Linked DNA regions of Homo sapiens: region 2 is linked to region 1. A link is a loop called in an ENCODE intact Hi-C map of the cell type or tissue named here. Cell type or tissue: PC-9. All regions are shown on one strand. Each heading gives the region's core, and the rest is flanking DNA. Links, peaks and the distances in the headings are about the cores only.

The links. A loop is a pair of places that touch in the nucleus more often than their neighbours do. Peaks named below come from ENCODE experiments on the same cell type or tissue, not always from the same donor. Only the 100,000 strongest peaks of a DNase experiment are listed, where the experiment ranks them.
Region 2: it touches region 1 in a loop (4-fold over the local background); 8 of 110 quality-filtered maps call a loop at or near these places.

What each region holds. Positions count from the first base shown.
Region 1 is chr14:67,960,541-67,969,735 of GRCh38, reverse strand. The region is part of intron 7 of RAD51B (RAD51 paralog B); the gene reads right to left. Among named protein-coding and RNA genes, the nearest start is that of RAD51B, 150 kb to the right of the region's middle. In PC-9, for the core only: no CTCF peak of the experiment used is centred there; a DNase peak (open chromatin) is centred at 5,145; H3K4me3 peaks cover 1,423 bases; H3K27ac peaks cover 3,442 bases.
Region 2 is chr14:68,226,942-68,235,523 of GRCh38, reverse strand. The region is part of intron 7 of RAD51B (RAD51 paralog B); the gene reads right to left. Among named protein-coding and RNA genes, the nearest start is that of RAD51B, 410 kb to the right of the region's middle. RefSeq lists enhancers at 2,542-2,911, 2,178-3,377. In PC-9, for the core only: no CTCF peak of the experiment used is centred there; DNase peaks (open chromatin) are centred at 1,033, 2,693 and 4,363; H3K27ac peaks cover 3,821 bases.

The sequences.
Region 1 (9,195 bases), core at 2,754-7,753:
TAAGTTTTATCTATTTAAATATTTAGTTATTTATATTCCTAATTAAGTAAAAGCTAAATCAAGCACAGAAAACTTCTTAGTTTATCAGAATGTATCCTCTGGAAATAAATTATTAATAACCTAATAGAATCCTAGAGCTGTAAAAGCCCTCAGAGATCACCTAATGCCCTCATCTTATATATTTCAAATTTTCTTCTTGAATTAATTTGGAAATTTACATTAAATGCTAAACAGAAGCAATGGAGGGAGGATTTAGGCATACGGAACAGGGAAAACCAGATGTATATATAAACAAAGAGTCCTGGTTACATTTAACTCCCATCAATGTCAGTAATTGGGTAGAAGTGGGTTAAGGAGAAAGAAAGGAGAGAGAGTGTTAATGCTAGTGAAGTCCTTTGAACTGGGTCCAACAAGTGTTTCTAAGACAGTCTAATTTTTAAGGATAACACTCCTCCTGAAACCAACAATTGCAACATTTTTTGCATTTAATCAGAACCAGTACTTGCTTACTGATATGGTTTGGTTCTGTGTCCCCACCCAAATCTCATCTTGAATTGTACTCCCATAATTCCTACACGTTGTGGGAGAGACCCAGTGGGAGATGGTTTGAATCATGGGGGCAGTTTCCCCCATACTGTTCTCGTGATAGTGAATAAGTCTCATGAGATCTGATGGTTTTATCAGGGGCTTCCACTTTTGCATCCTCTCATTTTTTTCTCTTGCCACCACCTTGTAAGAAGTGCCTTTCACCTCCCACCATGATTCTCAGGCCTCCCCAGTCAAGTGGAACTGTAAGTCCAATTAAACCTCTTTTTCTTCCCAGTCTCAGGTATGTCTTTATCAGCTGCATGAAAACAGACTAATACAGTAAATTGGTACCATTGGAGTAGGGCGTTGCTTTAAAGATACCTGAAAATGTGGAAGCAACTTTGGAAGTCAGTATCAGGCAGAGGTTGGAACAGTTTGAAGGGCTCAGAAGAAGAAAAGAAAATGTGGGATGGTTTGGAACCTCCTAGAGACTTGTTGAATGGCTTTGACAAAAATGCTGATAGTGATATGGACAATAAAGTCCAGGCTGAGGTGGTCTCAAATGGAGATGAGGGACCTGTTGGAACTGAAGCAAAGGTAACTCTTGTTATGTTTTAGCAAAGAGAATGGCAGCATTTTGTCCCTGCCCTTGAGATTTGTGGAACTTTGAACTTGAGAGAGATGATTGAGGGTATCTGGTAGAAGAAATTTCTAAGCAGCAAAGCATTCAAAAGGTGACTTGGGTGCTGTTAAAAGCATTCCATTTTTAAAAGGAAACAGAGCATAAAACTTAGAAAACTTGCAGCCTGATGATGCAGTAGAAAAGAAAAACCCATTTTTTGAGGAGAAGTTCAAGCTGGCTGCAGAAATTTGCACAAGAAGGAGCTGAATGCTAATCCCCAAGACAATGGGGAAAATCTCTCCAGAGCATGTCATAGGTCTTCATGGCAGCCCCTCTCATCACAGACCCAGAAGCCTAGGAGGAAAAAATGGTTTCATGGGCTGGGCCCAGGGCCCCATGCTAAGTGCAGCCTAGGGACTTGGTGCCCTGCATCCCAGCCACTCCAGCCATTGCTAAAAGGGGTCAAGGTACAGCTCAGCGCATAGTTTCAGAGAGTACAAGCTCCAAACCTTGGTAGCTTCGATGTGGTGTTGAGCCTGCAGGTGCACAGAAGTCAAGAATTGAGGTTTGGGAACCTCCACCTAGATTTCAGAAGAAGTATGGAAACACCTGGATGCCCAGGCAAAAGTTTGCTGCAGGAGCAGGGCCCTCACGGAGAATCTCTGCTAGGGCAGTGTGGAAGGGAAATATGGGTTTGGAGCCCCCACACAGAGTCCCTTCTGGGACACTGCCTAGTGGAGCTATGAGAAGAGGGCCACCATCCTCCAGACCCTAGAATGGTAGATCCACCGACAGCTTGCACCTTCCACCTTGAAAAGCCACAGACACTCAACACCAGCCTGTGAAAGCAGCCAGGAGGGGAGCTATACCCTGCAAAGCCACAGGTGCAGAGCTGCCCAAGACTGTGGGAACCTACCTCTTACATCAGCATGACTTGGATGTGAGACACTGAGTCAAAGGAGATCTTTTTGGAGCTTTAGAATTTGCCCCACTGGATTTTGTACTTGCATGGGCCCTGTAGCCCCTTTGTTTTAGCCAATTTCTCCCATCTGAAATGGCTGTATTTACCCAATGCCTGTACCCTTATTGTGTCTAGGAAACAACTAGCTTGCTTTTGATTTTGCAGTCTCACAGACGAAAGGGACTTGCCTTGTCTCAGATGACACTTTGGACTGTGGACTTTTGAGTTAATGCTGAAATGAGTTAAGACTTTGTGGGACTATAAGGAAGGCATGATTGGTTTTGAAATGTGAGGACATGAGATTTGAGGGGGCCAGAGGCTGAATGAGGTTTGGCTCTCTGTCCCCACCCAAATCTCATCTTGAACTGTACTCCCATAATTCCCCTGTGTTGTGGGAGGGACCTGGTGGAAGATAGTTTGAATCATGGGGGCAGTATTCCCCACACTGTTTTCGTGGTAGTGAATAAGTCTCACAAGATCTGATGGTTTTATCAGGGGTTTCCACTTTTGCAACCTCCTCATTTTTCCTCTTGCTGGCGCCATGGAAGAAGTGCCTTTCGCCTCCCACCATGATTCTGAGGCCTCCCCAGCCAAGTGGAACTGTAAGTCCAATTAAACCTCTTTTTCTTCCCAGTCTCGGGTATGTCTTTATCAGCTGCATGAAAACAAACTAACACAGTTACTAAAATTTTTTTCTCTTCTAATTGTCCATATCAGATTGCTATGAGAAGAGGAAAGGGTTAAGCTAGACCTAAATATAATACTGTATGTAAGAAGTTGAAAAAACTGTGATAAATTATCTCTACATACTAATAGGAAAGATATCCAAGATCTACGGGCAGAGTCAAAAAAGCAAGTTTGCAAACTGAGAGGCAGAGTAAGTATGATACTGATTCTGTGAGGAAAGCAAGCACACACGTACACATACAAACACACACAGCAATACTATATTTCATAAGCCTATTTGTCTATCCACAACATGTATCTCTAAGTCAATGCATAGAGAAAGGTCTGAAGCAACAGAAAACCAAACTGAAAATAGTTGTCATTTTCTGGCATTGGTGGGTAGGCAGCTGGGATTGGGGATGATGGTGGTGAGAGAATGTCAGAGAAGCCTTTACAAACATTCCACATGTTTTGAAGATACTATGTTAATACAATACTTATATAGTAAGAACTAATTTTTTAAAAGAATCATATGTGGATAAAAAGGACAAAGGTTGAGCAGAAAGATGCAATGGTTAGGGAGAAGCATGACTAGGCAGAGCATGAAAAAGGCCTCTGCTTCCTCAGTAACTTGAGGTAAAGAGCTGCTATTTCCCTCTTTCAATTTACCCCTTAAACCCATCATCTCTGGCTCTATCCTGGTGATTTTTAAAAAGCACCAATGTGAGTGTGAAGGCTCGTGGTCCTGTGAGTTCCTAATCATTCTTTACACCTTTGGAACATGAGATAAGGTAGGAGTAGTAGGTAGATAAGGGTAATGAGTTTTCTTTTAATTCTTGAAATTAACTACTATGCCAGAAACCTACTGTAGCTATTTCCCTCTATCCTTTAGCTATAAAAGTAAATGCTAACTCTTGGCTGTATAAATAGGAAGGAGGCATTCATTTAATACTATTGCAAACCAATTTAATCACTGCTATAATGCCAGTACCTTCTGGGATTGAGTCCTTCTTCCTGGTTTGCCCAAGAGAAACTAGTCGGCAGCCACTAGTCTGAACTCTGCTCTAACGGTGGCCCTACTGCTTGGTCTATGCACGTGGTTTATTTCTTTTGTCAAGAGTACTCTTTGTAAAATCTTGGCTTCCTCAGTTCCTCTATACAAGCAAGAGTTTGTCAGGGAAGAGTGTTCTGTGTATATGGGGCAAGGAAAGGCATGATCAAAAGCACAATTACATAGCAAGCTCAGGGAATTATGAGGAAGCTTGTGGGAATGGAGTAAATGTACATGTGTGTGTGCGTCTGGCAATGGGAAATACGGTAAGGGGGAAATTATGGCAGGTAATGAGATGAGAATAAGTAGATCAGAGCCAGACTCTGAAACCCTGGCATGACAAGCTAAGGAGTTTAGACTTTATCCCTTATGTGTTAATGGGGACCCATCAAAGGTTTTTAAACCAGAGAGTGATATGATTAGAACTGTCTTTAAAGAAAGAGATTTGACAAGAGTATGGAGGATGGATTAGAAAATGGAAAGGTTAAAAGTAGATAAGCAGCTCTCCAAGAACTGAAATGGAAGATGAAAAGGGCCTAAACAGGGCAATGGCTAGGAGAATGGAGGGAAGAGTACAAACAAAGTCAAAAAGCAATTTTAGTGATAGAAGAAACAGGACTTGTTGACAGATTGGTTGTGAAGACCAAGGGAACATAAAGACTCAAGATGAATGTGAGGTTTCCAGCTGAGAGGATGGAGAGGCCACTAATGAAGACAGAGGATATAGGAAGGGAGGGAGGGTGTTTGGAGAGTATCCGGAAAAATTAGTTTGGGATTGGTTGAACTACTTACTAGGATAGCAACCCTTACTGAGCTCCAAAAGGATAAGGATCTTGTTTGCCAATTTTCTCTGTGCTGCACCTGCTGCAATACCATGTGCATTTAATTCAAGTTTGTGAGAATGGTGATAATGCTAACGTGTGCCAGGATAATTGAGACTTGACAATATTTAAGATATCTCTTCAAAGTGCCTGTGTAGAAAGGAAATATGAGACAAGGTGGTTTGTTTTACTTTTCTGTCAAATTTCTTCTTTAGTAGTTTCCAAAATAAATTCCCAATAATAACAGGGCTTTTAACAAGAAGGTCCATTACTAAGAGCAACCTGCGGTAGACCGTCGTATGTCTCACAACTTTACATTCTACACATTCCAATAATCAAGTCACATCAACTCTAATTCTCTTTCTTGTTCAGGAACCTGTACTACCACTTAACATTCTAAAACCTGCCACACCCAATAGTCAAACATAATCAGAGCCATTTTAACAATATGGGGGAAAAAAAAAGAAAAAGAAAAAACCTCACTGCTGTTAAAAAACCTTAGGAGGAGATACAGAAAAAGAAAGCACCATTTGTTCTGGTTAATGTTGTTGTGTAATGTTTTCTGGGGTGTGCCCTGTAGGCATGTTGAAATCATAACTAAATAAATCAGCTCCAGCAACGCAAAGAAACAATATTCCCTTCCCCTTTGGCTGCCTGAAGGAATAATGGCATCTTCTCCATGATGTGCACACACTTTGGAGCTGCTTTGTTTTTAATCTTCTGCCAAGTCAAGTTTTAGTTTTATTTTAATTTTGGTAACCACAGTAAATTCCAAATCTTTGACAAGTAAATGCTTTCTTTCTCGCCAGAATCCCACTCACTTTCCTTTCTAACTCTAGGAGTTCAATAATGGCTGCAGTACTGATCTCTTTTCATGAACAAGAAAATAAATACACTATAAATTAAGCATATTTCCTGACATTTACATGATGGTTTAAATGTGACATGAGTACAATAAAATTGTCATCTTGTTTGCCCATCATTGTATAAATATATATGTATATATATTTATGTGTACTGTAGGGAAAAGAACAGCATAGAAAGTCAGGAGATGTGCACTCAAGTCTCATTCATTTCAGTTGGCTGTATGACGTTAGTTTAAAAACTTAAATTTGGTTTCCCTATGTATAAAAGTTAGGCAAATATACTAGATGGTTTTCAAAGTCCCTTTCACTTTAAAATTCTGATTCATAAGATTATGTCTGTTACCGATTTTTTTTAAACACATGAAAAAGTCACTCAAAAAAATCCTAAAAAAAAGAAAAACCCTAATTTTTGGTGGTAAAATGAAATAAGCCTCAGAAATTATCTAATCTGTACAGCTTTGAAACTACATTCTATGGGAAATGCCTAAGCCAAGAGTTATAAACTGTTTATTTCTTGGAAGGATTTCATAGTTTAAAGAGAAAGATTGCAACCGGCTAATCTAGTTCAGCTCTGTCATTACAGATGAAGAAACTGAGATCAGGAATGAAAGAAGAAATATATTAACACATCCATAAAATACTGTGCAACTATTTAAAATGATGGTAAGAGAAAAGGGGTCAAGATAAGTTAAAAAAGAAATGAGGCTATAAAACTGCGTAAGTATTTATTCATTTTTCAGAGCAATAAATTCATTGTATCACTTTCTTTAAAATATTCTCATTATATAAATTCAAATACTACAAAAAATACACAGAAAAGATGCATTAAATCATCCAAAATCTCACCATTGAGAAATATTAGGTATTAGATTAGCAATTAGTGACATTATTCCAGACAACTGGAATATACACATAGATAATGAATGCACAGAAATAAATGTATTCTTTCTGGGATGAGATTATAGTCACAGTTAAAAATAAAAAATATCAATTCTATACACATGGATACACATATACACATAGATAATGGATGGACAGAAATAAATGTATTCTTTCTGGGATGAGATTATATTCACAGTTAAAAATAAAAAATATCAATTCTAATTTTACCTGCAATTAACAGAAGCCGAAATGAAACTGAAGAAATTTTAAATCTTAGACAAATGTTTCTTCACTCAAGAAACATTAATTGTGAAAAAGTCCCTCTAACTTTAAGAAAAATGATCAAAACCACAAAGAATAGATTAACATTACTTTTAAACTACTTTACATTTGAGACAGTTCTGATTGAATTGTTGCTATGAATAAGATTAATAATCTCTCATTCCCATTTCCCTTCTACCTACCTTCCAATTTTTATTGTATATATTTGTTTTACTTTGCCATGATGTAGAGTGTTTACAGTCTGTTGTACTGCCACACTTTCTACAGTATCTAAATCTTACATATATATATGAAGGTATTTAATATCACAACACTTTTTTGGTTTGATTCCTCTCTTGGTTGGCTAAATTTCAACAATTAGTTCTTTTTCAGAAAGGTCTCACAGATACTATATTCTCTGGGTTCTTTCACATTTGAGAGGATACGCCTGTGGCCTTTATACCTCAACAACAACTTGGCTGGGTACACTGTTCTTGGGCCGTAATTTCTTTTATCAGAACTGTGTTGACATAGCTCCTGTAGTATTGCACATTGTTGTGAAGTCTGAGGCCAGTCTAAACTTCTTCCTTGTAGATAACTTTTGCTTTTCTTCCTTATAGATAACTTTTGCTTTTGCTTACATGACTGAAGAAACCTTTCTCTTGTTTGGCAACAATCAGGATATGACATGATGTTGAACCTTCTCTACCAATTTTCAGGATTCAATGTATCTTTTGATCTGCAGGTTCAGTTCCTCATTTCAGTGAAGTTTTGCTATATCACTTCTCCAAATACTTTTTTAGTTTGATTTGTTGGGTCCACTTCCTCAAAGACACCAGTAATCCTTTCAACTTCATATCAGATCATTGTTAACCAAATTGCTTTCATCTTTGTGTCTTACTCCTGTGTTTACCGTGATTATTCCACGCTTTCACTCCAAACCATTAAATTTTTAGTCACCTCTATTGTATTCCATACTAGTTCTATATCATCTGTTAGTTTTGCAATAGAGGTGTTCTTGTCCTCAGATGTGCTTCCTTAGCTATATAAACTCACTTTTTAACAATATGAACTCATTTTAAGATGTTATTTGTAGGTACATGTATGTGTGTGAGTCTATGTGTATGTGTGCATATACATGTACTATAAAAGCCCAAAAGGCTTTTATCTAACTTTATCAGAATGTTATAGTTTTCTGCTGTAGTCAGCGATCTCTTTTCCTTTTTGCCTATCTGAATTTCCTAAATGTTTTCATAGTGAACATAATATGTTTACACACTGATGTTGACAGACACATGCAAATTTAAATGTTGTATACATATTTCTAGAAAAAGAGTAGATTTCCAGAAAAAAAAATACTGAGAAAAGAAGAGATGAAATGATTTGTCTAAGCAAGGAAACGGTAGGACCGTTTCCTTCAACTATACTATACTGTTTCCAAGATGTTTGCTTCTCACAGGATAGCTACACATTTTCAGAGAACTGAAATATCCAGCCAAGGACTAAACATCTTTATGTCAAAATGTATACAAGAATAATATCCTTCCTCAAGCTATGTGTATGGTGTTCAGTCTTTGAAAAATAGGAAAGTAAGCAATGTCAGCATTCTGATAGCCAGCATATCTTTGTCTGAGACACAGATACACAGTGGATATGAATGAAAACCTCTCCTACTTTCTTAGTGACCAATTTTGTTCTTCTGTTTCAAGCTTTAGCAAGTATAGCCCTCAGAAAATTTCTTCATCAAAACTGTATCGAAAAAAGGAAATTCCAACTGGGCATGGTCGCTTGTGTCTGTAATCCCAACAGTTTGGGAAGCAGAGGTAGGAGAATTGCTTGAGCCCAGAAGTTTGAGACCAGCCTGGGCAACATAGCGAGACTCTGCCTCTATAAAAATAAAAAAATTAGCCAGGTGTGGTGGCGCACACCTGTGGCCCCAGCTACTCGGGAGGTTGAGGTGGGAGAATCACTTGAGCCCAGGAAGTCGAGGCTGCAGTAAGCCATGATCATGCCACTGCACTCAGCCTGAACAACAGAATGAGGCCCTGTCTTGAATAAATGAATGAATGAATGAACAAACGAACAAATAATAACTTAGGAAATTCTGTAGCCAGGCACAGTGGCTCATGCCTGTAATCCCAACATTTTGGGGGAACCAAGAAGGGAGGATTGCTTGAGGCCAAGAGTTCCAGACCAGCCTGGGCCACAAAGTCAGACCCTGTCTCTACAAAAAATTAAAAAATTAGCCAGGCATAAAGGCAGGTGCCTGTTGTTCCAGCTACTTGGGAGGCAGAGGTTGGAGGATTGCTTGAGCCCAGTAATTTGAGGCTGCAGTGAGCTATGACTGCAAGACTGCACACTAGCCTGAGCAAGAGAGCTAGACCCTGTCTCTAAAAAAAGAAAAAGAAAGAAAAAAGGCAGTTCCTCTGAGTGTGGCAAATTGTTAATTAATATATCTAAGTTCTATCCAGTGTTCTTGCAAATATATTTATCTTAAATTTATTTTATCCTAGATACACTGTGGGTAAACTGCTATA
Region 2 (8,582 bases), core at 94-5,093, 270 kb before region 1:
ACCGTTTTAGCCGGGATGGTCTCGATCTCCTGACCTCGTGATCCGCCCGCCTCGGCCTCCCAAAGTGCTGGGATTACAGGCGTGAGCCACCGCGCCCGGCCGAAGATCTCAGCTCTTAAGAGGAAAAAAAGCAAAACAGAATACACTACTGTCCTTGGCCCCCTCCTCTTCTGCTTGATCTAATTGGCTGTCTTGGCTTCAAGTACAGTTATGTGCTACGTGGTCAACAATATAATGGAGCTGAAAAATTCCTATCATGTAGTGACACTGTAGCTGTCCTAATGATATAGTGCAAGATATTACTCACGTGGTTGTGGTGATGCTGGTGTAAACAAACCTACTGTATTGTTAGTCATATAAAAGCACAGCACATACAATAATGTACGGCACATAATACTTGATAATGATAATAAATGACTATGTTAGTGGTTTGTTTTTACTCTGCTATACTTTTATCATTATTTTACAGTGTACTCTTTCTACATATTAAAAATATTTTACTGTAAAACAATATTATATGTAACAGCAGCAGCAGCCTCATATATCTCCTGTTTACCTCTTGATTGTATATCATTTTCTCTTGTGCTTGATTTAAGTTTTACTACAAAAGAGTCAAAAAGTTAAAAATAATTAAAAGTTTATAAAGTCAAACAGTTACAGTAATTACACTTAATTTATTGTTGAAAATTTGTAAAATAAATTTAGTGTAGCCTAAGTGTAGTGTTTATAAAATCTACAGTAGTGTACAGTAATATCCTAAGCCTTTACATTTACTTACCGTGCACTCACTGACTCACCCAGAACAGCTTTCAGTCCTGCAAGCTCCATTCATGGTAAGTACCCTCATAGATATACCATTTTTGATCTCTTATACCATATATTTACTGTTTAATTTCTATGTTTAGATACACAAACACTTGCCATTGTGTTCCAATTGCCTATAGTATTCAGTACAATAACATGCTCTACAGGTTTGCTGCCCAGGAATAACAGGCTGTACCATCCAGCCAAGGTGTATAGCAGGCTATACCATCTAGGTTTTTGTAAGTGCACTCGATGATGTTTGCATAATGTTGAAATCACCTAATAACTCATTTCTCAGAACACATTCCTATCATTAAGTGATGCATAATTGTAATTCAGATACTTCTCAGCTTTCTTTCTTGACCCATACTATTGTCGTCCATTGGACTTCTCCACCTGAATGTCTCTTCTCATTAGTGCCTTAATTTAAACTCAACATGTTACAAAATGACCTCATCATTCCCCAAGGCTGCTTTTCCTCTGAATTTCTTGTTGAAGGCAGCATGACCCATCCAGACATCTGAGTTCCTAACTGGAGGTCCCACTCAAACACCCACCCCTGTATCCAACCAGTCACAGTAGTCTGCTCATTTGACTTCTGATATGCATCTCAAATCTGTCCCTTCACCTCTCCTCTTACTGCTACCACTTCCAGACTATACAGCAGCTTTCCCACTGGTTCCTTTGTTACCCCTTTTTTCCACCCTACACTATCATCAGAATTCTCTTCCTGAAAAAAGAAATCAAATGAAGTTACTCTCTTTCTTTAAAACCTCCATAAGCCCTTCTATTACTTACAGGATAATGCCTTAGTATGCTGTAAGACCCATCACAATCTTACCTCAACTTAACCTATTTCGGCTCATTTTCTACTACAATTCATAAAAAATGTATTTTTTCACCCTGAATATACTATGCTCTTTCACACCTCTTTGCATTTCCACATGCTGTTCCCTGTATTGATGGGGCTCCTCCCACCCTTGTCAAACTGGAAAATGTTGATATATTCTTGAAGCTTCAACTCAAATATTTTCTCTTCTCCTTTGCAGAAATATTTGCTGCTGCTTCTGTGTTTCCTCAAGTATTTTACTTATGCCAATCACTAAGCACAAAACACAACATAAAACTTCAGGTCTGGGGTGATGCCTTAGTTACAACTGCATCTCCAATGACTAGCATACTCAGGTACTTAATGAATGTTCATGAATTGAATGAATAAAGCAGAAGACTAAATTATTATAAAAGCAAGAGAATGGACCTTATAGTATGACCTAAATATACAAACAGAAATCTAAAAATGAACATTTCTTCTAAAATAAGCTTCATGATAAAGTGTATTAGCCAGACAAAATAATGTAATCAGCATATATGCCCTTGGCTCAGACAACCAGAACTGACATTTCAGTCCTGTGAATGTGGCCTCTTAGGGAAAATATTAGTACCATGCTTAACTAATAATAAGCACTATCTGTGTGTTTACTGTTGCTGTTCTTGTTAGGGGGTTATAATCTGGCCTGTACTCCATCTAAATAGATATAAAAATAAGTGGTCACAATGAAATTCTACTGTCTAAACAACCAGCTTACAATATCTAACATTACATTAAGAAATGAACATACCCAAGTCTCCTAATGCACACAAAAATATTCTGCTTCAAACACATGAATGAGCCAATGGCCTGTGGATATAGCCCACATCCCAGCATCTGAAGACGGTATGCTTAAAAGCTTTTGGCAATATCTTCTAGATTTTTCTATAGACCAACATCAAGCCAATTTATCTGACCTCCTTGATCTACATAGCCCTTCCAGTACCTACAGCTATTTTTCTAGAGGCCTGAATGAGTCAGAACAAGAAAATGATTAATCAACTTGGAGAGATTTGAAAGCTGGAAGGGAGCCATCCTGTGAGTAAAAGCTCAGAGCTGTGGGACTGCAGCAGTTGGAAAGTTAGGGGATTTCCATGGTTGAAAACATTTGGCTGGCTTGCTATGGTCCTCTGACCTTGCAATAAGACAGACCAGACCAAGCTGGTGATTTACCTCTGACAATATCCTATGTCTGCTGACTCTGGCTGTTCACTCTGACTTGACAAAGTCAAAGTTATTCCCCCTGAGCCTTATGACTTTGGAACTGGCTCAGAAAATTTTCCTGTTTTTTCCTCCCAATGGATATCATTCTCAGACCTTGGCTTCACTTTTATGTACAGCGAGGCTTAAATTAAAAGTGTATGCAATGCACCTAGCACAGTGCTTGGCAAAAAGTTAGGTGGGTCTGCTCCTTTTTTAGGCCAGGTTGGTTTCCCAGCACCTGGGGGATATAGCACCATCTTGCTTTTCTTTTCTTTTTTTTTCTTTTTGCCAGTTGTTAACCTGCCAGTACCATTTAAAATCACTTTTCCTGCTTAAGGTTTGTATCACTTGCCACTGCTCCTTATTTCATCTATTCAAATTCTTCCAATTCCCTTTACTGGGGACTTGATTTCTGAAGTTGCTTATTTTGAAGATACTACTCTAGTATTATCTAACTTTTATATTCCAAAAGTACTACAGACACTGTTGTTGTCTTTTGTTTGCTGTTTAACATGTAATATTTTACTGATGTCAGGAAGGCTTCTCATATTTCCCAACTATTTATCTCTACGAGTGATGACTCTACTTCCATTTTCTTGCCCTTTTACTTTGTGTACACTGCCCTCTTTCTTCTTTCTTTCACTTGAGCATATGAATCACTTGGATTTTATTACTATTTATTATCATCTCTTTCTTTCCTGAGTCTGCTTTCTGTTCCATCACTGCATTTATATTACATTCCTGTGTCTACTATCAATAATAAGTTCAGCAAGATATTCTCATGCCTGATGATTGTTTATTGGTCTCCTGTCCCTGTTTCTCTCATTAACATCATTTATTTTCCCTGTATAATTTTTTCATTACCTTAGTAAAGAAATAGGGTTAGGCAAAGCTTTCTGCTTCTCTTCTCTACTAGAAAAGATCCAAGTCCTTCTCCATTCATTAAACATGGTCACATGTCTCATATATACATACAAATATATACATGTAAACCTTCACTGTGAGAATTCTTATCCATTGATTTGTAGATCACAAGGAACTTGTTGAGCAATGACAGCTGCTGCTTTTCAATGCACTGGCATGGTTGGGAGGGGGCTGGGGATTTTGCCTTTTGGCACACAAGTCAATAAACACATTGGAGATTAACAGCAAAGAGATAAGAAGCTTGGGTGTGGGGAGGACTAGAATGATGGTTTAGGGGAAAAGGAAAAAGGAGGGAATTTCAGGAAAAGGAATCGAAATTATAGATCAAATGACCAGATAACAAAAAGAAGGGGAGAGATTCAATAAGGTTGGAGGAAAGATTTAGAGAGAAAACAAGATTGGAGGAAGGAAAGTGGAGTGGTTAAGGATAAGAAAGAAATTAGGAACAGAGGCAAAGAGAGAAGAAAAAGGTGGCAACCAGCTGGTCATCCACTTGAGAAAGAAAGCATGAAGGAAAATATTTAAGAATAAGTAAATACAGTTGAGAAAACATTCCAAATCAATGTGTCATCCTCCTTTTAAAATCCCCTTTGTTATTAAAATATACCATCCACAATATGGCTTCTTGCTACAAATCCCTCAGCGGATAGAAGTAGAAATATCCCTCTAGCTATTTGTTTTGAGGTCAGTTACCCTAGTCAAAGCCCTCAAAGACTCAAATCCTGTCAGTCTACACAACTCAAAAGTGAGAAAGTAACTGGGATGTTCTTCTGACAGTTTAACTCCAATGACTGGCCCTAATGTTGACCTTCCATGTGTGATAATGATGATAGTAATTTTTCTCACATCAAAGAATTTTTTAAATTTATTCTACTCCAAGCAACTACAATGACCAAAGATGCCTCTTGCTAGTTACTGATTTACATTTTAAAAATACTTGGGAAACAAAAGAACACTAAAATCACAGCCAAGAACTCCTAAGCCGGATAAGGGTCTTTTTGGCAACTCCTAAGAAGCAGAAATCTCTGCATAGCAATCCGTTTCTTTAGCTGTAAGGCTGAATCTATTCCCTCACTGTAGATCCCATAGAACAGATTTTGTAGTAGACATCTGTTGCCTTTGAATGTCCTTTTTTTGGTAGGAACACCAAAAGTGCTTGGCTTTGGGTAACCACCCCTGACCTTTATTATGGGCAGTGCTGGTAGGACTGTCATCTAAGGTACAGGGCCTTCCCTGGCTAAGAGGTAGGCTTATAATCAAAGCCAGTCAGATTCTCTGCTGGGAATCTGAATGACTAGTCAAACAATAAAGATGTTTAACAGAAAATGTCTGGAGTGAACTCATTCCAGTGGTGGTGCCTTGACGTGACCATTAGTTTCTGTTTCCTCTACTCCCACAGATGTCCTACTCTGAAAATCTGTTCTACTTTTCCTTCAATTCTATGACACACTCTCTATACCTTCAAAAATTACTCTTTTTTCCTTTCAGTTAGCCAAAGTAATTTATATTGCTTGCAATCAAAAAGCCTCAACTTATATAATCCACATTACACTGAATGAGAAAGTCACCTGTATAAGACTGTCCTACAATTTGATGCTTTTTGTAACCTCTCAACTGGCTACAGGCCTGGTCTCCTCTGTGCCTTCTCAGTGCTGGATACCTAGTTGAAAAAGTGTAACTGATTCTGAAGAGCAGGGATAGAATTCAGTGACATGCTAGAAATGATATGAGTTGCTTCAACCTAGTTAAAGTGAAAATTTTAGTAGGAAATGAGGAAGGTGGCCTAGCCCATGACAGCATCAGGAACTAATCAAAGAGATGAGGCAGTCTTGAGGGCAAGATAGGGCACAAAGATATAAGAGATCTATGACACAGCTCTGATCCTGTCCCCTAAATTGAAGGCTTGCCTAACTAAAAAGACATGACGAATCCCAAACTAGAGCCAGGATCTTGCCCTGTTGTGTATAGTTTTCAGGGCCATGTCCTTTGTTTGGAAACAGGGTGACTGACCAACTGAACAGGTACACGCCAAAGGCCTTGTAGGGAATGTAGCTGAACCTAGGCCTGGAGACCAGAGTCTAGTTACTCCCAGTGCCCTGGAGACTGCCTACTCTGAAACTGACTGTAAGTAGATCAATCCAGATTTTATTGCAGATATCTACTCCAAAGAGTCATTTCTTTCTCATTCTACAACATATAAGACATTGACAATGGCAAATTCCTGTCATAATGAAGATGAGTAAGCCAGAGGCATCTTCTATAATGTCACACTTTTACTTGCACTGCTTCTTAGCACGTACTATTCTAAAATGCAATGTGAGGCTCATCTTATCCACAAAGGGCCCTCTAGGAAAGAGTTTTATAAGAAAATCTAATTGCCAAGAGTTCCATGGGTGGTCCAAGAGTACAATTAGGCCAATAGTGACCAGGTTTTCCAACTCTTGGCTATCAAAAACATGTTAGCTTGACCAGTGAGATGACTACAGGTCAATACAAAAGATTAAAATATATACAATGCAAGATAGAACAATCACTTCTCAGCTGTCTAGAGAAGCTTGTTTACAAATGAACTTTCAACTTAATGAATTTTCATAGATATGAAGCTAGGTCTCAAAGGTGCCTGTTAATTTTGCCCATCAGCAAAAGATAATATCAGCTGTTCCACGAATACTGAATTTTTAGACATGGTAAAAAGTAGAGTTTTATAATCTGTAAGTTAAGAAATTCAGTTTTAGAGAATATTAGTTTTCTTTCCCAATCTGCCAGTTTCTAGGGTCCCAGATGAGTCACTGAGAAAATCAGACTGTATTCCCATGTTCACAGTCTATAGGAAGCTGCAAAAGCTGAGACCTGGAAGGAACCTTAGCAATCATTTAGATTAAATCCCATCATTTTGCAAAGGATAAATTGCATGTGAGGGCCAGTCAAGAAATAGTGGCTTGACGTAAGTCACACAGCGGGTCAATGCCAGGCTAAATCTAGAGAATAGATTATTTGACGTGTGTCCACAGCTCATTTCACTGTATCAAGTGCTTTAAAATAAAGCTGTTTTTAACCAGACTGAATTCTCATTCATTCATGTCATTCAACACAAATTTATAAAGCATGTCTTACACATCAAGAGCTGTTTTAGGTATGGACCCAAAATGATGAATAGAACTAAGTTCTTTTAAAAAAAAATCAAAGATGTTGGTTTCTAAAAATGACATCTCTCAGTTTTTCAGCAAATTTTCACACTGTGTTAAAGGCGAGACAATGAAATAGGTTGTATAAATCTAGTAAGAATAATGATTCAACATTGATTAAGCAGTACATGAATTATTTTGCCAGCAAGAGAAAATCTTTTCATTAAGCTAATGAAAGTTTCATTAAGCTAATAAAATTTCATTAAGCTGATAAATATTTTCACTAAGTGAATCATATTTTCACTAAGCTAATCATACTAGTAAGGCCGAAACCATTATGATCTTTAGCTCCCAACCTAGAGGTAAGATGCCTTGTCCTTACCATCTCAGATGGTAAGGAAGGAGTTATAGTGATCATGGGCTTTGGGCTTTGGAGCTACAGAAACCTGATTTTCAGACTAAATTCTGGCTCTGTCTCTTACTAGCTTGTAATCTTGGACAATTTATTTACCTTCCTTAGTCTCAATTTTTTCAGGTATAAAAGGGGGATGAAACAACTTACTTTAGAGGGTTATTGTAAAAGTTAGATATAATGTATGCAAAACATTTAGCACAGTGCTAACACAGAGTAGGCCCTTAATACATAATGACTATCATTATTATTACTACTAATAATAATTAATGGCATAATAATATGCTCTGTTAAATGGTTCTAAAGGAACAAAATTAAATTCATGAATGGCCAGCACATGTATTTCAAAGCCGTTATGTAGGCATGCCCATCATACTTACAGGAAGGTTTCCTCCAATTATACATTAGAGCAGGGATTTGAACTTAGGATGGTCAGACTATAGAATCTGAATATGTAAGTGTCTGTACACTGTCTCCAAACAGAAATATACCCCAGTTGACGGACCCTGAAGAAAAAAGCACAATTTAAAAAGACCTGGGAGGGGTTTGGTCTCAAAACTGGGCTGAAGGGACCATTGCTGAGGAGGACAGTATTATCGCTACATTGGAAATATTAATATAAATTGCTAAAACTTATTGAGTGCTAACACTTATTACTTTTTTAGTAAGAATCACAGCTCTACTGGAATTGTTTTATTTAATTCTTATAACAACCCTCTGAGGTGGATATCAGTATTACTGCCATTTCACAGAATGCATTAAGTAACTAATCTAAGGTCAACAGTTGGTATGTGGGAAAGTAGGATTTAAACCCAGGCAGTCTTCAAACTGAATAACTGGCCTTGGACCCCAAGGAGAGAACAGGGGTGCAGTTGTGGGAGTTGGAAAAGTTTCGCCTAAGTCATGCTAAGCATCCATATCTGGGGCCTGGAGGGAGAGAAAGGGAAGAGACTATTTGAAGAAAGGCAAGAGTGCCCTACTGCCTTCTTAGGCAAAGCCAGAAGTGACTCCAAACCTTGGAGGATACTTATGTCAATCTTTTGTTTCTCCATCTCTGGCCACACACTTGTGACGAGGAGGCCTGATTGCATCTTTAAAGACATCTACATGCCTGGAAAGATCCAGAAGCCTCCTTCACTAACTGAAACACTTGAGTTTTGAATTTAAAATCCTGGAAGAGTCCATCAGAGTTCCATTCTGTACCTAACATAGTGCCTATCATTTAGTAGGGCATAATAAACATTTC